2 separate regions of the Mus musculus genome follow, and region 2 is linked to region 1. Evidence: chromatin loops called from intact Hi-C (ENCODE). Cell type or tissue: left cerebral cortex. All regions are shown on one strand.

What was found. A loop is a pair of places that touch in the nucleus more often than their neighbours do. Peaks named below come from ENCODE experiments on the same cell type or tissue, not always from the same donor. Only the 100,000 strongest peaks of a DNase experiment are listed, where the experiment ranks them.
Region 2: it touches region 1 in a loop (1.9-fold over the local background); 1 of 42 quality-filtered maps calls a loop at or near these places.

What each region holds. Positions count from the first base shown.
Region 1 is chr19:59,464,529-59,472,528 of GRCm38, forward strand. It overlaps Emx2 (empty spiracles homeobox 2), which reads left to right. Exons shown (of 3, transcript NM_010132.2): 3 at 1-829. Among named protein-coding and RNA genes, the nearest start is that of Emx2, 9.8 kb to the left of the region's middle. In left cerebral cortex, a CTCF peak has its summit at 4,826; DNase peaks (open chromatin) are centred at 3,342 and 3,559.
Region 2 is chr19:59,645,865-59,653,864 of GRCm38, forward strand. No RefSeq gene overlaps it. Among named protein-coding and RNA genes, the nearest start is that of Gm19956, 4.9 kb to the right of the region's middle. In left cerebral cortex, no CTCF peak of the experiment used is centred here; a DNase peak (open chromatin) is centred at 4,950.

The DNA.
Region 1 (8,000 bases):
CACAGGACTTTTAATTTTGCACTTCACAGTGTTTCCCCCTCATCTTTAATTAGAAATAACATACAAAATTCCATGTCTAGCCCCATCCTACACCTGTTTCAAAACTTGAATTGCATGTAGCAGTTGTCGGGCGAATGGTGTCTAAAAACTGAATTGTAATTTTATTCCTCTTTTAAAGACAGGTTCTGTGTATTTTTATTTTTTATTTTTTTTCTGAGAAATGTTCAGTCTGTAAAAACACTTTTTTGATACCTTCTATTGTCAAAGTGATTGTGAAAGCTAAACGAAGTAGGCTCGGAGATAGTGGTCCTCTGACAGAGAAATGAGGGAGCAGGACTGGGATGGAGGGCGGGGGAGGGTGCCCCTGAGAAGAATCAGGACTCATGCTAGGGGTAAAAACAACCCACGATAAAAGACCCAAATTAATTCTATTTCTTGGATATTTCCTTTCCTAACATTCTGATACTTTAAATCACCAAGTCAACTTTTCCTTTTAGTGGTTGGAGAGATTGACTGCATCCAGCCACTCATCATAATGGCCATTCAGAACTTTTAAGTCTGTCTATTGCAAAAGTGGAAGGAAGGACTGTATTTAATGGGGTGATGGTGGCGTGGCCAAGGACATGGGAGTTTTCAAGCACTGAGTTTCTCTTCCAAGACCATAGACTTACTAAAGAGGGTTACAAATGCTTCCTTAGTGTCTTCTATACCAGATTGTAAATATTTTTGTGTTTTGTGTTAATTTGTTAGAATTCTAACACACTATATACTTCCAAGAAGTATGTCAATGTCAATATTTTGTCAATAAAGATTTATCAATATGCCCTCAGAGTAGTTGTCTTGGGAAACTGAAGTGGATCTTTACAAAAGTAACTCTTTAATTCGAATGTGGGCCTTCTCCAGCTAGGCTCCAGAGACCCTGACTCCCCGCCCACAAAAGAGCCAGACTGGTGGCTTTTGAGGGCTTGTATTTTAAAGAGATGTGAAGGGAGATGCTTAAGACAGCCAAACTCTTTCAGAAGAGGAAGAGGAGAGAAGCTGTCCAAGCAACTTTGCTGAAGGATTTTAGTTTCAACTCCAGGCTAAAAAACTAAAACAAACAAACAAACAAAACAAAACAAAAAAAAACCCTTCACTTTACTTCTGATTTCCTTTTCTTTGTAAAGTTTAGAACCTAGTTTTGGCCTGGAGAATATTCTTAGAACCCGAGGTCTGGGGCTTCTAACTTCATTTCTGACTTCAAACCCCTTCAGGACAAGTCAGCCTCCTCTTCTCTCTTTTCTTTTCTCCTTTCCTCTCTCTTTCACTCTAATCTGCATAAAGTGAGGGAGATGAACCCAAAGGCCCCCGAAGCCTTATAAGGCAAGCATTCTGAGAGATCTTCCACTCTTAATTTTAACATTAAAGTAAAAGTTGTAACCATTCTCAAAGAAAACTTCGCTCTTTCCCTGTCCTCCCCCTGCCGAGGGTATGAGGTTGTTTTTTGCATGCTTCATTTGCTTCCTATCCCGATAGGCTGCATTAATCAGTTTTATTTCCATTGATAGAGAAACCTCGTCTGTTCTGTTCGAGCTACAAAGCGTCCTGTGAGCTTTTGTGAAAGTGCAAATCAGTTTAAGCAATTATCATACCAGGAATATGAAGGGAAAAGAGGAGGCCTTGCCCAGTGGTCTCCTTTAATCTCTTAATCCACGGATCCAGGGGGGCTGCCTGGACATAATTTAGGACAATCTCCCCCACCCTTTACACTGTGATAAGGCCAAGTTACAATGCAGGGGCAAAAATACAAGCTTTGTTAACATCCTGCCTTGAAAAGTTAAGATTAGACATTCCGTGCACGTGTGGGGACTTTAGGGCACTATGGAATCTTTTCTTTCTGTTTTTCCTCCCCTCCTCTAAAGGAGAATTCATTCTCTGTTTCTCTCCCTCTTATTTTTTTTTTCTTCTTGCCCCTGTATCTCTGTTTATCACCCTTCTCCCCTTGGTCTTGGTCCCTGGGCAGACCTGGCTGCTCATACTTTGAGCTCACAAAGGCCGTTCCTCTGGAGTTTGTATTGTGGGTACCGGTAGTAGAGAGGTTTCAGGAAGATCCGGGCTTGCCTTCCACAGGGACAGGTGCAACTCGGGAATTCCACAAAGATGCGTGGGGCTTGGGCTGCTTCCACAGTGGGATGGTCCATCACTGACTGTTCTCCCTTTTGCTAAGAGCAGGTTACTTTCTTCATGCATCCCACCCTCCCAAACCTGGAATGGTTTGGATATAGAGTAGAGTATAGTCTCCTTACAACTGAGACTGACCCTTTTATTTAAAAAAGTACCATCTTGGAAAAAAGCTTTCTGCAGTAACCATAAACTTAAATTTAAGTACGAGAAAGGGGAGTGGTGAAGAGTTTTTTTTCTAAATGTCCTATGCAGTGTGACAGCAATAAAATCATCAGAGAATACTATTAGCTTTGAGGGGGAAAAAAAAAAAACCTAAAAGCTTTATTACAAACCAAGCTTTGAAAATAGGGGGGATTAGGCGGCTGAAAGGGTCCCACAATGGTAGGAAGAAAAGGTTTCATGCTAATGAGGTTAATGCCCTTTGTATCTCGGGCCTCCACATCTTCATTACGCGCTATCTCCGGCTGCACCGAGCGGCTCAGAGAGCCGCAATCCACTCCAACGCCCCCCTTCCCGGCCCAAAGAAGGATTTGATAGCCGCTCTGTTCAAACTAGATAATTATATCTTTTCAAGTCGGAATTAAGATAAAGAAAGTGAAGCAGAGGCGGCTCGCCTTGATCCACTGCAAACAAATTTGGCGCACTTTCGAGTCCTTCCCCCCGCCTCAAAAAGGCAGGACAGTCAGCTTATTAGCCGCTCGTTTGCTTTATTAATTCATCTATTTAAAGTGGCAGGATTAGAGCGTCTAATGTGGGCGCGGGCTGCCGTGGCGCTGAAGAATATAAATATTTGCGAGATGCCATCCCACGATGCCTATCTGGGCGTAGGGCTGGGTCAGGGTGAGCGGGGGCGCATGTGCTTCGCGTCCAGTCCCCTTTGCTGTGCACTGGAGCTTGGCTGTGGCCAGTGGAAGCTGAGTTCCCACTCGTGTTCCGTAGGTGCCAGGCCTGGATGCTCTGGGCAGGGCTCTCTATGTGCCTAGTGGGCAGGGCTGAGCTTTACTTCCAGAGCACAGCCAACTAACTGCATGCTGGTTGTCCCTTGTCTTGCCTGTGACTTGCAGGCTGTAAATTGACATATTTGCCCCGCCCCACCAGTGTGTCCCCCCCTGTGCCAAAGAATGTTCAGTCATCCCAGGTTTTCAGTTTCCTTTTTCCTAATAGGGTCAAGTGGAAGCGGGCCAGGACTACATTCTCCTGCGATATACACCTGAGCTGAGTATTTCTCCCTTCGAACACATAACTTCCCGAAGCAACTAAAACCATCTGGTTCTGGCAGAAACCTTGGATTTCCGGGAGTCACCGTTCCTAGCTAACATTCTGGATGTGTGGAGTTCCAGCTCCCTGGAACTCTGCTTCTGGCAGCCGAACCGAGCCGGAGCGGGCACGTTGGCCGAGGCCCGGAACCTGCCGGGCCACTTTTGTAATAGGGGCGGATTGTGGCAGCTACAGAGGCAAGCCAGGCCGATCCGACTTGAAAGCCCCCCCCCCCCCCCCCCCCGGCCTGAGCGTGGTTTGGGAAACTTGGGCTCCTCCCCGTCCGGCCTCGAGTCTCAGGAAACAAAGTCCTGGACACACTGGCGGGTTGGGGAGGGATTCTGAAGGTTCGGAGGCTTGGCTCTGTGCCCTGTTCTGTGGTGGTAAGATGGGGGCCAGACTGGGCTGCCCACAAGTGGGCAGTTGTAAGTCAGTATATGGGTCGGTTAGGCTGGAGGTCTGTGATAGTACGTTTGTAATAGGTATGTGTCTCGGTCCACCCTACAGCTGTGTTTGTGGATTATGGAAACTCAGTTGAGCGTTCTCACCTAGGACTCAAGTTTGTTTGTATCCGTGCTGATTGTTTACTTTACGCAAAAGCTGAGGAAGTTAGAGTTCCCTGCATAGATTGTGGCAAGATGTCCAGCTTCCCTCGTGGCTCTGTATTGTTTTGCGTCAGGACAAGAACTTGCAGTCATAGGGCTGAGAATGAAGCGCCTAATAAGGTGTGAACATACAGCTTATTAGATTTGTGCACCAGGTCTGGTTGTATAAGATATCTGTGGATATCGTTTGTTTGCGTTTTAGAGGATGGTATGGTGTTTGTGATTTGTGGGGACTCTTCTTCCTGTTTGGGTTGGGGGGAATTCCCTTAATGAACATCCATGTCCAGCATTTAATGTTGCATTTTTGTATCTTGGGGTCTACGCATGAGAAGAGTGGAGGCTTGTGTTGGGGTGTTATTCTCGAAGTGCACCACCAGCTTCTGGAGTTCGGTAAACAACAGACAGTTTTTGTAACTGCGCATCTTTTTCTAGGCCGAACTCTATTATTTCTGCAATCAGCACTTGATTTATTTGAGTGCTGCCTCGGAGCAGCCGCGGGCGAGGTCGAGGATTGCCTTATAGTACTAGGCCACCACGCCGGGATGCGGAGCCCGGAAACAGTCTGTGCCTTAGCCTCCTGATTTATTTTCCCCAACCAGCCCCGTAGCGAGGGGGAAGTTGGAGTTTTGAGAACCCTCTGACCCCAGCCGTGACCCGGCTCCGGGAGGCAACTTCTCCAGGCGCGATCCTGTGCGCCAGGAAACCCGAAGCAGTGCCACGCTTGAAAGCGAAAGGTCCATTCATCAGCCGCGCCCCAGCCTCTAATTGGCCTTTTGTTCATTAGAGCCTGTTGCCCAGCAGGGGAGCTTGGGAGGGCCCGAGGCTGCAAGTCGGGGTGCCTGCTGCAGGCTGGGGACCGGTGCCTGTGCCCGGGGCTGAGGTCTCTATAAGGGCAAAAGCCAACGCGCTCCTCTGAGGGGGCGCCAGAGCGCGCCAAAGATCACAACCACGTGCAAAAATGCGCTCCTGGAGGCTAGTCCCCAAGAGTCAGGGCCTAGTCCTGTGGCCATGGCCCCCTTTTGTTCCTTCCTGGTTCCCCTGCAGACCAAGCTGCCCTCTCACACCCTAGAGGCCTCAGACCTGCTGCCCAGCCTCTCCCAAGTTTCTAACCCAGCTGCAGCTGGTGGGACTGGGAAGGGCTCACATCCTGCCTTTCTTTATGCTTACAGTTCCTTCTCCCTGGCTTGCCACTCACCCCAGAGACTTTGCACTCCTTTTCTAGGTGCCAGCTCACACTGTCCGGTCATGGAGCCCGCATCCTACTTTACTGAAAGGCTAACTGGAGAGAAATTTTGGCACAGATGACCAAGGTGGGGATGGTCCCACACCCCAGGGAGGGGGAGGAAAAGGAGACCTTTGTCATCCCAAATTCCTTATCCATCTCCAAGTCAACCCACCTAGATCCATCCCACGCTTAATTTCCAAACCAAACCTGAGCTTTTCTACCCCCTGACATCTCCTCCCCCGCGCCCCTCCCCCAACTCCACCTTTACTGTCGCTTTGCATACTCATCAGAGGAGCCCTAGAGACAGTATGGGGCTTCTCAGAATACACCCAAGGACCAAGACGCACCTGAGGGGCCCCAGCAGTGCCTAGGCAGGGGATTGGGGTCGCTTTTGGAAATTGAGCCAGAAGGACCAGCTTTGCCTTGCTGTGGACTGGTTGTCAGCAATCTCCCAGATCGTGGCGACTGAACCTATATATAGGACTTTGGGCGGCTCCTGGCCTCAGCTACCTCCAGGTCCTATATATAGCTTGGGTCTCCATAGCCCCGACTGGACCCTGACGTCAGGAAGAACTTGATCTTGCTTGCTTCACTCCTGCTTCTGAAACTGATCCTTGAAATGAGAGAACAGACTCTACACAATTCCCATGGCCTTGACATAAGGTACAGCGATAAATATACACCACTAATGAGCAATTACCATATAATCACCTTCCAATTAGCTCGCATAATGATGAATTAAACATTCTAGCAGGCGGGATTAGGTTTCTTACTTTGTATATTATTTACGAAGGCTATAGCATCTGCAAAGAACCAAATATCAAATTAGATGGGGAATTTTCACTTGGGGGTAATTAAGTATTCAGGCCAACGGCTGTGTTCTGGTCACTAGTGCATCAAGTGAGGCCTCGTGCAGGATACTGACCAGTTCCTTGGCCATTTATTTGTGCTCTCTCTCTCTCTCTCTCTCTCTCTCTCTCTCTCTCTCTCTCTCTCTCTCTCTCTCTCTCTCTTCCTGTGTCTCTCTGTCTGTATGTGTCTCTCTGTCTCTGTGTCTGTCTTTGTCTCTCTGTCGCTCTGTCTGCTGTCTCTCTCCGTCTCTGTCTCTCTCTCCGTCTCTGTCTCTCCCTCTCTCTCTGTTGTAATTGCTTTTCCTCTCCCCCTTTACCACCCTGGCCCCTGGGGTGGGAGACTACATGACTGGGGATGCCAAGGCCAGGGACCAGGGATGGGACCTCAGCCTAAAGGTGGAAGGTAACTCACAGTCGCAACCAGCGACTGTCCCCCGGGCCCTGTGCACTCTGGTCCCTTATTCTGTTTCTCTGCAGCCCAGGACGGACGCCCCGGGGGGCCTCTCTGATCTGTGGGAGCTATTTGAGAACAAACGCCGCCAGCCACCGCTGCTGCTGCTGCTGCTGCAGAGTGCAGGCCCTTATGGCTGCTCCATACGGAGGAGAGGGGCTTCCCTCAGCGCCCCGGCCTTGCTAGGGTCCCTTAAGGGCACTCCTTTCAACTTGTACTCGCTGTTCCCACCCAGGTATGGGGAGGGAAAGCCGGGTGGGAATAAGGAAAGAAACAACAAACTTCGCCCCGCCCGCAGCCACCTCTCCTGTTCGGAAATGAATTTGGGCAAGAGATTACTTCCTAATCTGATCTAGCTCTGCTGACATTTGGGAAGAAGATGAAAATGGCAGCTCAATTTCATTGTGAAACGGGGTCACTTCGCGGGGCTCTACTCCCTAGAGAACGTGGATGCCCCTCCTCCTTCCCAAACCAGAGGAAGAGGAAGAGGCAGCAGAGGAGCTGGAGGGGTCAGCAAGCTGCTGGATTGGTGGTCTCCGGTTCAATGGTGGGGTATTAGTAGGCAGCCAGCCTGGGTCAGCTTCCTCTGTGCATCATCGCCTGCCTGCAGGGCTCCTGTTTGTGCAGGGTGGAGAGCTGAGGGCTTTCCCTCTGGACTAAACCGGAGAGCCTCTTTCTTACAGGGGTGCCATGGGAGGCGAGGAAGTTTTGCCTTCCCCTGGAAAGTCATTAAAGTCATTGTCCCCAGGGCCTTTATCTTGCTTCTCCTGTGCTTTCAGGGTAAGTAGCCATACTTGGAAGGGATGGCTCCTGTGATAGCTCCCCTCCCCAATTGACTCCTGGAGCTGCAGGGTCCTAAGAGGTAGGGGCTAGGGCTTCCCTCATCAGAGCTTCCCTTCACTCACTGCAGACCTGTTCTTGATCATCCCGCAGGCCCCACATTGTCTATCCTCTGCCCTCAACCCTGATTACCCAGAAGTAGTCTCATGCCACACCAAGCAAGAGGGAGCTGATGGAGTGTGTTGCTTGAGGACTTGTTTGTTCCTTAAATGCTGTGCTCAAGGAAGGACTCTTAAAGGTCTAGGTGCTTCTGAGGAACTCCCGTGGGGTGCCCATCCTGGGATGATGACATCATCTTTAGTGCAGGTCAAGGGAGAGTAGAGAATCTATGCTCCATGGAACACTGAAGATGTGGGACACATGCCACATGTCTAGGCATGTAGATGGTTCTGGAGGAAAGGGTTCATGTTGCCTGTATGATGTCTGTGTGCAGCTTAGGAACAGGTACCTTTTCTTGTGGGTGGGTGATTGCCTGGTAACCTATTAAGTGACTGGATTTCAGTGAAGTACTTTGCCCCTGTCCCTTGGTTAGGTTTCTTACAGTGTGCAGTCTGAACTGCAAGGGCTGTCTGTGTTGGACATGGAGGCCCCAGCAGGTGCTTTGCTTA
Region 2 (8,000 bases), 180 kb after region 1:
GTGATGGGTAGCATATATGAGTGCCTATGTTGGCGGACTCATAGCATCACATCATCTGGTGGTGTCATGACCATGTTATTTGTATAAGTATACTCTATGATGTTTTTACAACCACAATATCTCTTAGTGATACACTTCTGAGAATGTATCTCTGTCATTAAGTGATCCCTGTCTATTTAATATGCAATGGGGAGCCAATGAAGGTTTTTAAGCAGGGGAATGTCATGGTCTGAGCTAATCTAAAAAGACCCCTCTAGCCGCAGAGTGTAGGGTAGAGAACAGCGAGCAACTGTCTGGCAGGCTGGATGAGAACATGCAGGGTGCTCATGGAGAGTAGCCTCTGTGGCCTTGGCAGTCTGTGGATTCGTGATGCACAGAGAGTGCTGCCTGTTCCCTTGGTGAGAGTCGGTACAATGGAAGCATGCACCCCACGTCCAGTTGGACAGCGAGTTTCCATAGCCAGCTCTTATCCTTGCAGGTCTTTAGTTCCTTTATGCAGTGCCCACTGTAGCAAGGTAGACATGGGGACCAGCCTCCTTTTGGACCAGAGACCCATGGAACCTGCTGTCCTTGGCGGGCAGAGCCATTTGACCTTCAGAAACAGGGTTCTGGAATGTGTTCTGAGGACGGGAGCAAAGGGGGCAGGCCCCTTCTGGAGTCACATACAAGTTTCTGAGATGCAAACCACGCTGGGGAGAGCCGCCTGTCTGTCTCAGGCGAGCTTTTCCTTAACCTTTGCTTGTAATCCTGCAAGCCTACCTAATCAATTGAAGATCATAAAATATTAGACTTAACGCTGCAAAGTGCTGCTTTTTAATTCACATAACAAGCTCCTAAATAATTCAAACAGCAAACAGACCCGGCGAGTCAATGGTGGGAGGCAGCTTGGATCAGCAGGAGAGTGTCAACACATGCCACATTTCCCGGATCGACTCCATTTCAAGAACCCTATTAAGTTAATTGCCGGTTTCTGACAGCACAGAGCATGCTGGGAGAAAGCAAGCTTTATTAGCCCCGTGGCATCTGGAGGCCTCCACCACTTTGCCTCTACTTGTAGGCACTGGGAGTGGTATAGGGAAAAGCAAATCAAATTAGGAGACCAGAGATGCTTTGGACAACTGGTGACCATCAGGCTTATAGTCAAAGCCAGAAACTTTCAACAGTCAATTTGCTGTATTATTACTTAACCACCACCCCCTCCACAGCCCCACCCTGCCACCACCACAAGCCAGACTGCTTACATGTGACAAAAATTGTTGTAAATAAGAAGTTAGTGAGGACTTACACTGCCTGGTGTGACTTGGCACATCAGTAAGCATTAAGGGCAGGAGGTACCCTCCCAGCTCCTCATGAGATATACATGCTTGGGAGAAGGGTTGAAGGGGAGTAAGGCGGGCTCTCGAAGGTACTTTGGTAGACCCTGAGATCAGTGAAGCCAGTTCAGGGCCAGAAGCAAGTCCCCAGGGTTAGCACACTGAGTAGAGAGAGCCAGTGGAGCTAGAGATGGGCAGAAAGGATCAGGGAAGGATAGAAGGGTGACAGGACCCTTAGCCTTCTGTGTTCCAGAAGGGGCTTCCATAAAAGACTTTACATGAAAACCCCGTAGTGGTGTTGGTCCATGATGAGTCCCCGTGGGCTGAGGTGTCCTGTGACTTGGTAATCTACTACAGGTGTGTCAGCATGGTGTTTTTTTCAGTCAAGCTCAAGATGATGCCATAACAGATACAACCAAGACTCTATGTAGAAGATAATTCTAACTTTGCTGTGACCTTTCAGCGTGTAGAGCGATGTGATGTGTGTGTGTGTGTGTGTGTGTGTGTGTGTGTGTGTGTGTGTGTGTGTGTGTGTGTGTGTGCTTATGGAGACCACAAGCCACTGTGTCTTCTTTGACTGTTCTTCACTTTATTCTTTGAGACAAGAGCTCTCATTGAGATCCCTGGAGGTCCCTGATGGGCTAGACTAGTTGACTAGCAAGTTCCAGGCATCAGCCTGTCTCTGCCTCCCAGCTCTGGTCTTAGAGGTGGATGCTGCCCTATCCAACCATTTATCCTTGAGTTAGGAATCCACAGTCAAGTTCTCAGGTTGTACAGCTGTGTTCTATACATTTAGCCATCTTCCTATGTGAACTTCCTGGATGAACTTAAGCAAAATAGCGAAGTTTCTTGTCCCTCTTTTCTGTGGTCCAGGTGCGGATGGAACCCTGACTGAGAGGATTGAATTAAATGATATACAATAATTATCATGTCCAGAACTTGGCCCATGACAGCCAAGGTCCCTTACCATTCCCTTGCCATCCTCTATGTGGGACTAGCAGGTGAGCAGTTTGAGGAAGATGTTACACAGCCTGTTACAAACGCCTTCCAATGCATCTTGCTTGCACATCTGGTTAACTACAAGTGCTCTGGGTCCAGTTGGACATGCAACTCTTTTACAGTTCTTTTTGTCTAAGTCCTTGTGTTCAGTCTCTGTCCTCTGAGATTAAGCTTGTGAACCAATCCCTTGAAAGACCCACAACAGAGAATCAAGTGTGAGAAGGACTGTAGGCATGAGGAACTGTGTTCACACGGACTGCAGCAGGAAACAGGAGTGGGTGCACAGGGACCTCTCCATAGTAGCATGCTCAGAGCCCTGCATGAAAGAGATTGAAGTGCTTTGCTGCTCTGATGATGACCAGACCACAGAGATGAACATAGTGTGACACAGTCTCAACACACACACACACACACACACACACACACACACACACACACACACACACACACACACACACACACACACACTGTACCCAGCTAGCTGGGTATACTTTTAACTGTTCTGTAGACAGAAGAATTAGTATCCATTTTATGTATTAAAAGCAGAGACTCGGAGAGGCTAAGCAACTTTTCCAAAACCACACAGCTGGCAAATGTCAGAGCCAGAAATCCTACTCTGTGTTACACCACTAGACTGTCCCCTCACTAGGTTTACCCTCACTTCCTATGTTAGATGACAATCTTCTGGAACAACACAATTGTCCTAGGACCTCCTAGCAACATTTTCTTCTAAGGTCTATATTTCTTTTTCTTTTTTCCTCCTTATCAATTCAGGACATTCTTCTAGTTTCAGAAGGTCTCCTGGAAATTGCAGCCTACATATAGTCCTTTCTCTTGGACTCCTCTTGTGACCTGGGTCAGAGATACCCCTTGTACGGCCTCATAGTGTTTTGAAGGCCTTGGGTACACTTTTGGCTTCACCTCCACAGGCATTTTATCACACACAATTTAGGAGTCATACATGCAACTGTGAGACTCAAATCAAGAACCATTTGGGCACACCCAGTTCCCACAGGCCCAGCAGGCAAAAAGAGATGTGTACAGCTGGGGCCCTGCTGCCTGCCGTGTGTCTCAGGCTTCAGTATACAATCTAAATATATACTTTGAAAATTGAAAAAAAGCTCACATATAGAATGGGGCTGGTGGAGGCACGGCGCTCTTTGAACTAGTCTCTTTAAAGACAAAACTGGTAAAGTGTTCTCCTGCCCTTAAGGAGATACTTGAAGATGGCAGCAGATGGGGGATGGAAATTGAAGTGTCTCTCCCAGGCCACCGTACATGGATAAAACAGGCTCCATCTATTCCAAGCGCTCATTAATAGCTGGTCTCTGAGGCCCCAGCAGCAGCTAGAGGATTTGACTCATTAAAAGATGCTAAGGTGGAGAAGCTTCCCTGAGTCTATCGCTGCTGCTAGGCCGGGTGCCACACGTTGCTCAGAGGCCCCACACAGGCACCCTGATTTCTGGTTAGAAGCAGTCTGTGAGGATCTGGAAAGTCTTTGGGCCACAGATGGGCTGAGAAACCCTTTCTGCTTATCATATTTATTGGTCTCTCTTCCTAGGCCTCCTGGCCTGGGTGCTAGATCAAGATACATGCAGAGAAATGAGTTCTCTTGTCAGCTCCCAAAAGGTCTGTCTGCTTCTCAACAGGCTTGGGGTTTTCTGGGTGAGCCACAGGGCACTACCAAGCTTGATCCTTGTGGGAAGCCTGAGCTGAGCCTCAGAAAGGTCTGCAAGGTTCTGGCCTGTGGAGGGGACTCCTGTCTTACCCAGCCCACCTGCAGGTATTTCCAAGGTCTTGGTTAGAAGAAGGGTGTTTCTCTTCCCACCGATTATACTTCTTGGATAGGATCAGTGTGGGGCTAGTTATTATATTGTCCCTGTCCTCACTGTCTTGGGGGGGTGCAGAGAGGGGACTCTGTCATTTTCCCAGGCTGCTCTATTTCACGGATTCAGTGTGTGCTACAGTGTACAATGTCCATGGTTGGTGGAAGAGAAGGAAGCTGCTCTGTTTTAGCTAGGCGAAGTTGCAGTCACTGTGTTGGAAATATTGGGCATCTGTGACTTTTTCTGTTGTTACAGAGTGTGTGTGTGTGTGTGTCTGACTGTCTGTCTTTCTGTCTCTGTCTGTCTGTATCTGTGCCTGTGTCTTTGGAGTGGGAATGGGCATTCCATGGTACACGTGTGAAAGGAAGGAGACAGTTTGCCAGGTTCAGTTTTCTCTTCTGCCATGTGGGCCCTAGGCATGAGTCTCAGGCTCTCAGGCTTGCCAGCAAGCACTTTAAATAACAACTATCTTGCCACCTCACTCAAAGCAATATACTTATCAGTTTGTATCATAGCACTCTGATTTCATACCTAAGCATGTGTGCCTAAATCGTGTCTGGGGTGCACTAGTGACATCACATTAGCACATACCCTTATGGAAATATGCCATGTGTCATTTTGTCTGGTTCTATGTCACGGTTAAGGTGCTATGCTGCTCAGACTATTCTAAATGTACACAAACTATGTCATCTCTGAACTTTAAGGAGGAGCCAAGGTTAAATCTGAAGGGTGGGAGTGGAGGTTCTTTCAGACAAGCATGATGACTAGATCTCATTTTCTCTTCCCTTGCATCCCTCTCTCTGGCAGCTGCAGGAAGCCACCTACACAGCAGCCACTATGCAAATTAAGGTGCTATCAGAAGAGCATTCTCACGCTTTGCTTGTTGGTGGAACAGCTTTCTCCTTTACCGTGGCTGTCGGTTACCTGCTTGCAATGGTAGGACTCTTATTCTGGTTTTCTGATCTACGCAGGCCACTTGCCCATGTCTTGTAAATCTCTGATTGGTCCCGTTACCTGACTGCTGCCTCAGGCATCGTTGTATCTCAGGAGCCAGCCTCTCGACATTTAGCCCCCAGGCCAGGAGCTAAGAATATCTCCCAGAGTATTCCCCAACACCTACAGCAGATGTGCCCGCAAATTAGCTGGTCCCAGTGGTGGGGTATACAGGAGGAAAGGCCACATTGTTGCTAAAAGCATTACATACTTAATTTGCAAATTACATCATGCGTTCACACACAGGTCAATATTCTGGGAGCCTTTTTTTTTTTTCCAAAACAGAGACAAATCAAGCTCTTGACTGTGTGTGTGGAGAGAAGAGAGGGGAGACAGGAGAGAAGCAGAGAGGATCTACCAGGCAGATGCATTCAAAGATGAGGCCAATGTGCTCCTGCTTGAGAGTCATGAATGTGTAGGCAGAGTCCCCCCTTTATGCCTGCTGCCCTCTTCTTTCAAGTCCAACCCCACAGCATGAGCATCATCAGCCCCAGCCTCATCTCAGAGGCAGGTGCTGAGCTCATGAGGTCTCCTGTATTCCTTTTCCCTACTATTCCATGCAACACAGAGCAGTGCCTAACCCTGAGCACAGGGTTTTGCACCATGCAGTGTTTGCTGAGTTATAGATGGTGATGCTACATGCATGTATTGTCCAGTCCTGTTTCTGGGAAATCATTAGTCCACAATCTGGTGGCTTTATTTTGTAGGGGAAAGCTGTGGAAGCCGTATGTGGCTAGAGACAGACCATGAAAAGAAGAGCTTTTAGTGTCAGGCATGGGGGTATACACCTCTAACCCCATCCAGCACTTGGGATGTGGAGCTAAGAGGGACAGGCATTTAAGGCTATCCTCCAATATGAATCAACTTCAAAAATAGCCCAGGTTACATGAATCCACAGTTGTAAACAAACAAATCTCGGCCACGGAGATAGCTCAGTAGGTAAAGTGCTTGCCCTACCAATGTGAAGACTGGAATTTGATTTCCAGAATTCATGTTAAAAGTGTAGTGGTGCCGCCTTGTGTTCCCTTTACTGAGAAGTAGAAACAGTCTAGACAGCCTAACCAATTGATGAACTATAGCTATAGACCCACGAGAAGCCCTGTTTCAAATACATGCATATGCATGCACACATGTAGCAGAGACACACACAAAGGAAAAGTCAAAACAAAAAACAAGGAGAGAACAGCTTTAAGATCAAGCCAGGTTGGAAGTGGATGAGATGGATCAAGTCACCGTGGATCTGAAAAGAGCATCATCTCCCCCATAGCAAGATTTGTTTTTAATAGGTTGTTGCTACAAAGTGTCCATTTGTGATTTGTGTATGTGTCCGCTATCTTTTCAATTACTCTCTCCCATATTACTTTTGAGTCATATTACCTTTGAGTCAAATTCTTTCACTGAATTTGGAGCGCAAAGATTCAGCCAGAATATCTGGCCAGCAACTCACAGCAGTGCCCAGTCCCCACCTCCTTGGTACTAGAACTGGTGTGTGCCAACACATACAGCTGTGGGGGTAGGGGTGGGGGTGAGGTGATGAGGTCTGAACTCAGTCCTCATGCATCAAACTCTTTGCAGATTGAGCTATCTCCCAAGTCACAATTTCAGCATTTAAAAACTGATTGTGTGTGTGTGTGTGTGTGTGAGAGAGAGAGAGAGAGAGAGAGAAAGAGAGAGAGAGAGATTTTGAGTGATTTTTTTTAACAAAAGGGATAATTTACAGGGTACTTTGATTTTTTAACACTAATATTAGATATCAATAATGTTAGAGCACTTATTTATTTATTTGATTTTTTTTTTTGAAACAGGGTCTTACCGTGTAGCCCTGGCCAGTCTGGAACTTGGTATGTAGACCAGGCTGACCTTGAACCTATGGAGAACTGCCTGCCTCTGCCTGCCTCCTTTTTATCTTTTTAAAATGACTTTTGGACTCAGATTGTGAGTTGATTTTTCTGGAGATGATTTCACTGTGTACATGTCAGTAAGCGTGTGTTCACTATTGTCCTGGTGATGGTGATGGTCCCCCCATCCCAGGATCCAAGAAGCTCTTCTCTGTCAGCGATGTGTGTATGTGTGTGTGTGTGTGTGTGTGTGTGTGTGCACATGTGTGTACTTGTGTAAATGTGTGTGTAGGTTTGTGTGTGTGCTTCTTTGAATGTGTGTATGCATGTATGTACATGTATATGTATATGTGCGCATGCACACTTGTGTGTGTGTGTGTGTGTGTGTGTGTGTGAGAGAGAGAGAGAGAGAGAGAGAGAGAGAGAGAGAGAGAGAGAGATTCCACTCACTTGATCAGCCTGCTCCAGTCCCTCATTGCTGGAGAGACACTTTGAAATCCAAGCTGCCTGCCTCTTCCTCCTCTTCCTACAAAGAAACAAAATTTCCATTTTCAAAAAACCCTTCAGATAATCACAAAGCCCAGAAAGCTCCCCTCCTCTGAGGTTTAATTAGGAGAAACTGTCTTTCTGGTAGTTTGAGATCCTCATTCTAAATTTCTCAGAGGAAAGGAGAGGTTCACCAGGAAAGAATGAGAGTCACAGGAGCTGTTGCAAGCCCTGCGTCTCCTTCTCTGTCCGCTGTGGAGAGCAGAGACAAAGGCAACTTGCAGGTCACAGAAGTCACACTGTGAGTGTGCTCTGTATCATTAGAGCCCAGAGAACGGGGACGATCGGCACGCAGATAGCACATTAGCGATAGATAATAGTGTCTAAATAAACACAGTCAGCCTTCCTCTCTGTCTCTAGACCCAAGCTTATCTATAAATACTCTAATGACGCCTAGCCAGCCAATTACCCGATTCTTGGAAGAGCCCCCTTATTAATGGCGTTGCAGTGAGGGAAGAAACATTAATTATTGGACACAGTGGGAT